Linked DNA regions of Mus musculus: region 2 is linked to region 1. A link is a contact called in ENCODE POLR2A ChIA-PET data. All regions are on one chromosome and are shown on one strand. The core of a region is the stretch at or near the end of the contact, and the rest is flanking DNA. Distances in the headings are between cores, read along the strand shown.

Region 1 (3,879 bases), core at 1,160-3,659:
TTAAATCCCATTTTAGACTCCAACTGAGATGTTTTTCCACTAATAGGTAGAAGGATGGGGAGGAAAAGAGAGATTAAAGCAATTATTACTTCAAGAACACTTCCAAATTAGTGACATAACTCCATCACAGCACATCTAACACTGCACATCAATCGTTGGTCACCGTGCCTTACACAACTCATCAGAACCCACTGTTGGCCACCCTGCCTCATACAACACACCAGCCTTGTTTCTTTGACAAAGTTTTACTTTTTTTCTCTTCCACAGAGAAAGTCCCTGGTACTACATGAAAGGGATAAGACAAACCAGAGCACTGAAAATAAACAAACAAATTAGAAGTAGTTTGGAAACTACCTACCATCTTTACTTCCCACTTAAACATATGATGTCCAAAACAGACATCTATTTAGTTCTAAATTATTCACGTTAATGGGTAATGATTGGCAGAAAGGTGCTGATAATCCAAAATGAGAGCAAAAAAATCGAAAAAGAAAAATCTATTTTTGTTTTGGAATATGTGTCTTCAGCATATTTACCTTCTCAATTATGCCTAGCATGAGCTAATATTTGTGTTCATGTGCAATCTCTAAGTACACAGAAACCAGCCTGGATTACAAAGGTGCTCGAAAGATGCCAGTTCACGTAAAGTCAGAACAGACTGCATTCAGTGCTGTACAGGAGGAACAGCAATTTCTTTTATTTTACATTCTCTTTAACCTTCAAAATATCAATAGACTAGCACAGCAGGTTAGTAAACTTAAAAGACCTGCTTGAAAAACAATGAGGGTAAAGAACATAATTAATTCCTCATTGTTTACCTAGAATGTGTTCCTATGTAAGTTATATACTGCCAACATTTAACTACAAGTCTGATTCTCCCTGGCAGACTTCTCCATCCCTCAGGAACAGAATCTCATTGACTAAGAAACACATTTCCTAAATGTCTTTTTAGATATGCAACATAGAAAAAAATAAAAAATAGAAATTAGCTACTCCTTTGGAGTCTTCTTACCACCACTTCTCCTTATTTTTCTTATCCACCTGACAGGTTTTGAGACACAAAGGGATCCAGCATCCTAAAAGACCTAAGTATATTGTAGGAAAAGCCAAAGACCCACAAATTACCAGCTTCTAAATAAAACACCCTATGTAGTATTCACAAAAAGATAAAGAAAGCCAAAGTCAAAGCGGGTTAGCGATTGGCTTTGCAGTCATGAAAATTCCCTAAGGGGAAAAAAAAATTTGGGGGAGGGGGAATAACCTCTTAGATCAAATCTCACCAGTTCGCTTCTCTCAACTTCCCCATTTTTACATGTGTCTTGTGCCCAGAAAAGACACCTATGTTAGACTGACACTCTATCACCAGAGAAGAGAGACAGACTCTGAGGGCTGGTCCTTGTGAGCCGACAGGCTAAAAATACGCCGGCCCAGTAAACAAATCCCATTCCATCTCAACAGGAGCCACACCGTTAACCTAGTAATTATGAGAAGAGTGCGATCACACAGCCCCCAGCTTACTCATCATCAGCTTCTAAAGTTTCCATCAGCGCACAGAAACTTTTTTTTTCTGAAGTCCATAAGCCTGCCCTAGAATTTCTACACCTACACTCACCACAGTCTCTCTCTCCTCTCTCCTCTCTCCCCTCTCCCTCTCTCTCTCCTCCCTCCCTACCCCCCTTCCTCCATTACTGGACGCACCTCAGTTTGGCTATCGTTAAGAACAAACTTGGCTTTTCTTTTTTACTTTTATAGTGACTTTAAAAGAACTTTATCCTACTTGGGGGGGGGGGGCTGCATCTAGACCACCCTAAAACTCCGCCATCCGTCTCCCAAAGTCTAGCTGACAAGAGGGGACTATCCAAACTGCCCAGCACAGCTGGGGAAGGGACAGGAACCGCCGGCCAGGGCTGAGAGCGCAGGACGCAGGTGAAAGATTGGCGTGAAGGAGGAAGGTGGGGACCAAGCAGAGAGCGGGTGCTCAGGGGGAGATGGCTTCAGGTGAAGTCTCGTCAGAGAGAGTGAGCAGTGGAGCTCGACGACGCAGAGTTGGGGCGCTGGAGAGGCGGGAGGAGCGGGGAGGAGATGGGGAGGGTGTCAGGGCTGGGGTCTCCGTTACCCTCGCGACTCTCGGGGCAAGGCTCTAGGCCGGGGCGGAGCGCGGGGCCCGGCCGCCTCGCCTCATTCCTCGGCAGTGACCCCGGGGTCCAAGCGGCCCCTCCCCCGACGACGATGGAGGCGGAGGCGGACACTGCGACCGCGGCTGTTGCTCTCCACAGGAGATAGAGCTGGAGCCAAGCCGGGACTGACCGGAGCTGGCCTCTTCCCAATGGCTTTCCGCCGGCTCCTCCACACCGGGTCGCCACTCCGACTCCAGCGGCTGGTTCAGGATCGGTGGCTTTCGGCCGTCCGGCCGGAAACAAGCGCCCGTTTCCGGCCGGAGCGGGTTGGCGGTGACACCCTAGCCGCCCCCGGGCCTCCTCCCGCCCGGCGCGGCCGGCCCCGCCCCGTCCCGCCCCGCCCCTCCCCGCAGCAGCCCCGCCCTCGGGACCGCTTTGGGGCTGTGGCCGGTTTGGCGCTTGCCCGGCGCGTGACCCCGCGCGTTTTTGGCTCGCGTCCCCGAGCCCCCGGGCGGAGGCACTTTTGAGCGGGAGCTGGGAGCTCGGCATGGACTGTTAAGACTTTGGGGTCGCATCAGTTGGCGCCAGCCCTAAGGGAAGAAATGGAGACTGGCGGAGTAGCTTTCGAAAGGTGAGAAGGATAAAAATACTTGAGAAGGTTGAAATTCTAGTTACTCCACGCAATCCTGGACCAACCAGACTGAATTGAACATCGCTTCTTACAAACCAGCCCCACCCAGCTATGCATTCCCCTTGTTCCTTCACTCTTGACGTGAACGTACCCTTTGCTATATTCACTTGCATAACAATACTCCCTTAGTAACATCCCTGCCACAGTCAGTTTTTTAGTTAATGTTGTAAAAACACATTGTCAATGTGTTTTTACAACATTACAGCATAACTCAATGCCTTTACTTATTGAAGCCCTACTGTTGTAAAAGCACTGTATTCTGGAAGACTGGAAATAGAAAACGCAACAAGACATAAATCCCAAGCATCAGCAATCTAACAATTTAGTATTAATAGAATTCACTGAAATATTTTATATAAAGCAAAACAAACATATATGTCACGGAGGTTACAATGAGCTGTGCCTAGGAGCACACAAACAAGCCATCTCAGCCTTTCATGTTTGTAAAGGAATATGGACTGCTTCCAGAAGAACTACTTTATTGAAAACACAAAAATGGGCCCAGCTTATGCTATACTCTAACCAAATGAATCCTAAAATTTAACTCAGATCTCTAGAATCCACACATTCAAGGCAGTGTTTATTATCAAAATTATGTTCACTGGGTTTATGTAAAAGCATAATGCAGTTGGCTCTTCATTTTCCTCAGTATTCGCTGAGAATTTTGGTTTCTAATGGGGAAGGATAGAGCACAGAATTATCCAGACTAGGAACTGACACCTGAAACAGGAAACCCACTGGAAAAATACCCTTAAGTTTAGAGTTGAAAGTTTAGGGCTGAACCTAAGGCCACGTATACATGTCTCAGCCAAGCAAAGTAGCTGGTGCCTTTGGAAGATACCACAACTTACAATGCAACTTAGCAAGCCAGAGCTTAGAAGATCCAGGGAGTACCGATTGCAACTACTATTTTGTGACAAATTTGAGAAGAGGGTAGGATTTGGTCTCACTGAATTCCGTAGATCATACTAGCCCCTGCTGGCTAAGTCTGATGTGGGAAGGCAGAACTCTGCAAAACTGAGAGCTGCTTTCACACTCATCGATTAACTATGTTTAACACACTTTCACACA
Region 2 (3,564 bases), core at 202-2,701, 93 kb before region 1:
TCTCTCTCTCTCTCTCTCTCTCTCTCTCTCTCTCTCTCTCTCTCTCTCTCTCTCTCTCTCTCTCTCTCCATCTCTCACTCTCCCTCCCCTCCTCTCCCTTCATAGCCCTGTTCAGTCTGCTGTTTAGCTTGCTCTATTTTCTTCCTGCACTAGACCCTTCCAGATGCCTCTGGCTGTGTTCTCCCTCACACACAGAGTAGGAACTGCCTCAGCCATTCCTTGGAGTGGTCATGTGTTGTGTCCGGCCAGCAGACCACAACCTGGGTTCTAGCCTGGAAAGGCATTTTGGAAACCTGGAAGAGAAGAGGGGCTAGGTGGCGAGAGAAAAGAATGTAGCCAAGACAGTTACTCTGATCAAGGCTCAAATTTTATTGTTGCGACACTAGTTATGAAGGAAGGGGGAGGGGACCCGATTCCCGCGGAATAATCTCTGGTCCAGTAGAAAGGTGCACGTGTGTGGCTCCGCAGGTTCCAGCAGTGGGCGTGGCAGAACGAATGAGCAGGAAGCTCCACCCCTGAGCAAGCAGGTTTCAGGCTAGGGGAGGGGAGACTGCAGTCATGTGCTGATTTCATTCAGTTACCACATCCTGACCAAATGAGGTGAGAAAGTGGTCTTCTTGTTTCTCCTACACTGCTCTAAGAAGTCTCTTGTCATTTCTTTGGTCCTCACGTGTAGGTAATATGCTTACAGTAAACTGTGTGTATTTCCACCACACACTTGACACACGGTATCACAATGAACATTATGACTATTTCTCTAGTGCTTTGTAAACTCTGAGAGCAGGGCTGTCTTTATTCTATCTCTCTCAGGAACAAAGGAATCTCCGAAAGGAACAAAGCTGGGGTCCTACACAGAAGCGCGCGGGGGCAAGGCAAGTTAGTGCAGCTCTTAGGGAACTGTGTGACGATCTTCATTTTCCTTCTCACTGGAATTCTCTGTTTGGGGCAGGACAGATTATCTTGGGAAGAAAACTGTCCCAGCAGACATTCCCCTCTGAATTGAGCAAGGTCCGCTGTAATCTCATAAGAATCTGTTTTTGCTATGGAAGCACTCTATCAATAACCCAGGACAGTAATCCCAGCAGGTAGGAGGTAGAGGCAGGAGGATCAGGAAATAATGGACATTTCTAGAGTGGTAAAGGCCAACCTGGGCTACATGAGACTTCTTTTTTTATTAATTACATACAAATGACTTAAGCTATTTGGGTTATAGATCAAGAAGCTACAAATCTGGTGCAACCATCTTAAATTTACAGGAAACACTTTTGTTTTTATTGCTCTAATTTCCCGACTTTGCAGGATTTTACCGGTCGGGAGAAGCAGGGACTACAATTCCCATAAAACCTCTGGGTACTGGGTAACGCCTGCCAGACGCAACCGGACTGCGTTTCCTAGCGAGCCTCCTGACGCGGCGTTTGCGTGGTCCGACCGGAAATTCGGTTGTTAGATCAAGCGGTGGTACAGCAGGCTGCGCAGCAAGTACAAAGGTACCACCCTAGGGTTCGGAGAGACGATAGGGCTCTGACTCAGCCAAAAGGACCAAGTTGTACATTTTCCATTTTTCAGCTCCCAGCCATGCTTTCCCAGTGCCCTTAGTGCCTAGCGCTCTGGCCGCTCAATCGCCTTTGTCTCTCCGCTACCGGCGTAGAAGCCGCGTTAACCCGCCACGCAGAGTAGAGGCGGTTCCAGGGTGTGCTTGTCTGGGGTGCGTGGGCAGGGTGTGTGGACTCAGTCCCGTGTCCTTCGTTTCTCCGCAGCGAATGCTAAGTGCGCGATCGGCCCAGTGCATGGTCTCCATGGCCACGCGCTCGTGTGTATCGCGGGGCAGCGCGGGATCTGCGGCTGCAGGACCAGTGGAAGCCGCTATTCGCGCCAAATTGGAGCAAGCCCTGAGCCCCGAGGTACTGGAGCTGCGCAACGAGAGCGGTGGCCACGCAGTCCCAGCAGGCAGCGAGACGCATTTTCGCGTGGCGGTGGTGAGCTCTCGTTTCGAGGGGATGAGCCCCTTGCAACGGCACCGGTTGGTCCACGAGGCACTGTCGGAGGAGCTGGCTGGACCGGTACATGCCCTGGCCATCCAGGCGAAGACCCCCGCCCAGTGGAGAGAAAACCCACAGTTGGACATTAGTCCCCCCTGCCTAGGTGGGAGCAAGAAAACTCGAGGGACCTCTTAATAAATACCTGGATTGGGAGAACGATCCGAATGGGTCGACTGAGAATAAACTACTACATCACTACTACCTTATTCCTTGATTTGTACGGACCAGGAGCTCTGCCTTTTCTGCTAATGAACACCATGCAGAGGCAAAGACACCTCTGGTGAAAGCTAAGCTAGCCCAGGGAGAGAGCAGCCACTCCCTCCCTCTTGCCCTTGCCTGGGCTAGACTAGAGAAAGGTCCTGATGAATCGGAAAGGGCCATGATAATAAAAGAGAAGCTGGTGCATGAGGTCAAACGGTGCTCTTAATACCTGTTAAATTGGAGCTACACATCATTAGTGCATATGGGGGCTGGGGGAGGTTGCATAACACCACTGCGCACTTGGGTGTCAGAGAGTAATTTTCGGAGTTACTCCTCCCCCAGTTGCATGGTTCTGGAATTGAACTCAGAGAGGCCATCAGGTTTACACAGCTGTTAGGTCCCTACAGACGTTCTTATGAGAAGAAAATTACCTGTAGGCTAGAGAAGGGATTTGTGAGGAAGTGAACTATCTGGGTTTTGCAAGGATACCAAAATTAACCCGGAAAAGAGGGAATTCCTGCATTTGAAGCAGGAAAAGAACCGAAATAAACATTGGCTAGGTTTGGGGAATGGAGATGGCTCAGTGGTTAAGAGTACTGACTGCTCTTCCGAAAGTCCTGAGTTCAGTTCCCAGCAATCATATGGTGGCTCACAACAATCCGTGATGAGATGTGGCGCCCCCTTCTGGAGTGTCAGAAGACAGCTACCATGTACTTACATATAATACACCTTTAATAATTACACACACCTTTAATTCCAGCATTAGGAGCAGAAAAGAAAAAAGAGAAATGTAGCGCAGCGTGGACTTGAGGCAGGAGAATCGAGGACAAGCTGCAGGTAGCAGGGATTCCCAAAAGAAATTGCTTAAAACTGGGGGGCCAGAGAAGTGGTGGAACACTTTCTGCTCTCCAGAGGATCCAGAGTTGATTCCCAGCACCCACTTGGTGACTCACGAAGGACTGGAACTCCAGTTGCAAGGGATCTAATGCCCTCTTCTGGCCTTGGTGGGTACCAGGCACATGGTGCATATATACATATGCAGGCAAAATGCTCATGCAAATAAAATATGTTTATGTCGATTTTTGCAAGAATAACAAGGGCTCTTAACCGTCTAGAGCCAGAATAAGTAAATGTTTTTAAATAAACAAAATGTAGGTTTGAGGTACCCCATTCCATGTTGATAAGAGAAGGAATTGTTTCTCCAACACTAGTTTATCTTCCCCAGATAGTCAGTATGGGAGAATGAATGAAGAAGCCAGGAGCAGACACAGCCACTTTGGGTTTTAAGGGTTCGAACCCTTTATTTTTCAGCAGTATTTTTCAT

What was found. ChIA-PET counts read pairs that join two places held with the same protein, here RNA polymerase II (POLR2A).
Region 2: POLR2A ChIA-PET joins it to region 1 with 10 read pairs in embryonic stem cell. The contact joins the promoter of Bola1 here to the promoter of Otud7b in region 1. POLR2A ChIA-PET finds 5 or more read pairs at or near these places in 3 of 5 experiments (Patski and embryonic stem cell).

Annotation. Positions count from the first base shown.
Region 1 is chr3:96,103,057-96,106,935 of GRCm38, reverse strand. It overlaps Otud7b (OTU domain containing 7B), which reads right to left and starts at 2,409. Exons shown (of 12, transcript NM_001025614.1): 1 at 2,117-2,409. It overlaps Gm30044 (a long non-coding RNA gene), which reads left to right and starts at 2,580. Exons shown (of 2, transcript XR_375856.2): 1 at 2,580-2,748.
Region 2 is chr3:96,195,473-96,199,036 of GRCm38, reverse strand. Bola1 (bolA-like 1 (E. coli)) reads left to right here and starts at 1,451. Exons shown (of 2, transcript NM_026975.2): 1 at 1,451-1,487; 2 at 1,758-2,449. The coding sequence starts at 1,761. The coding sequence ends at 2,174.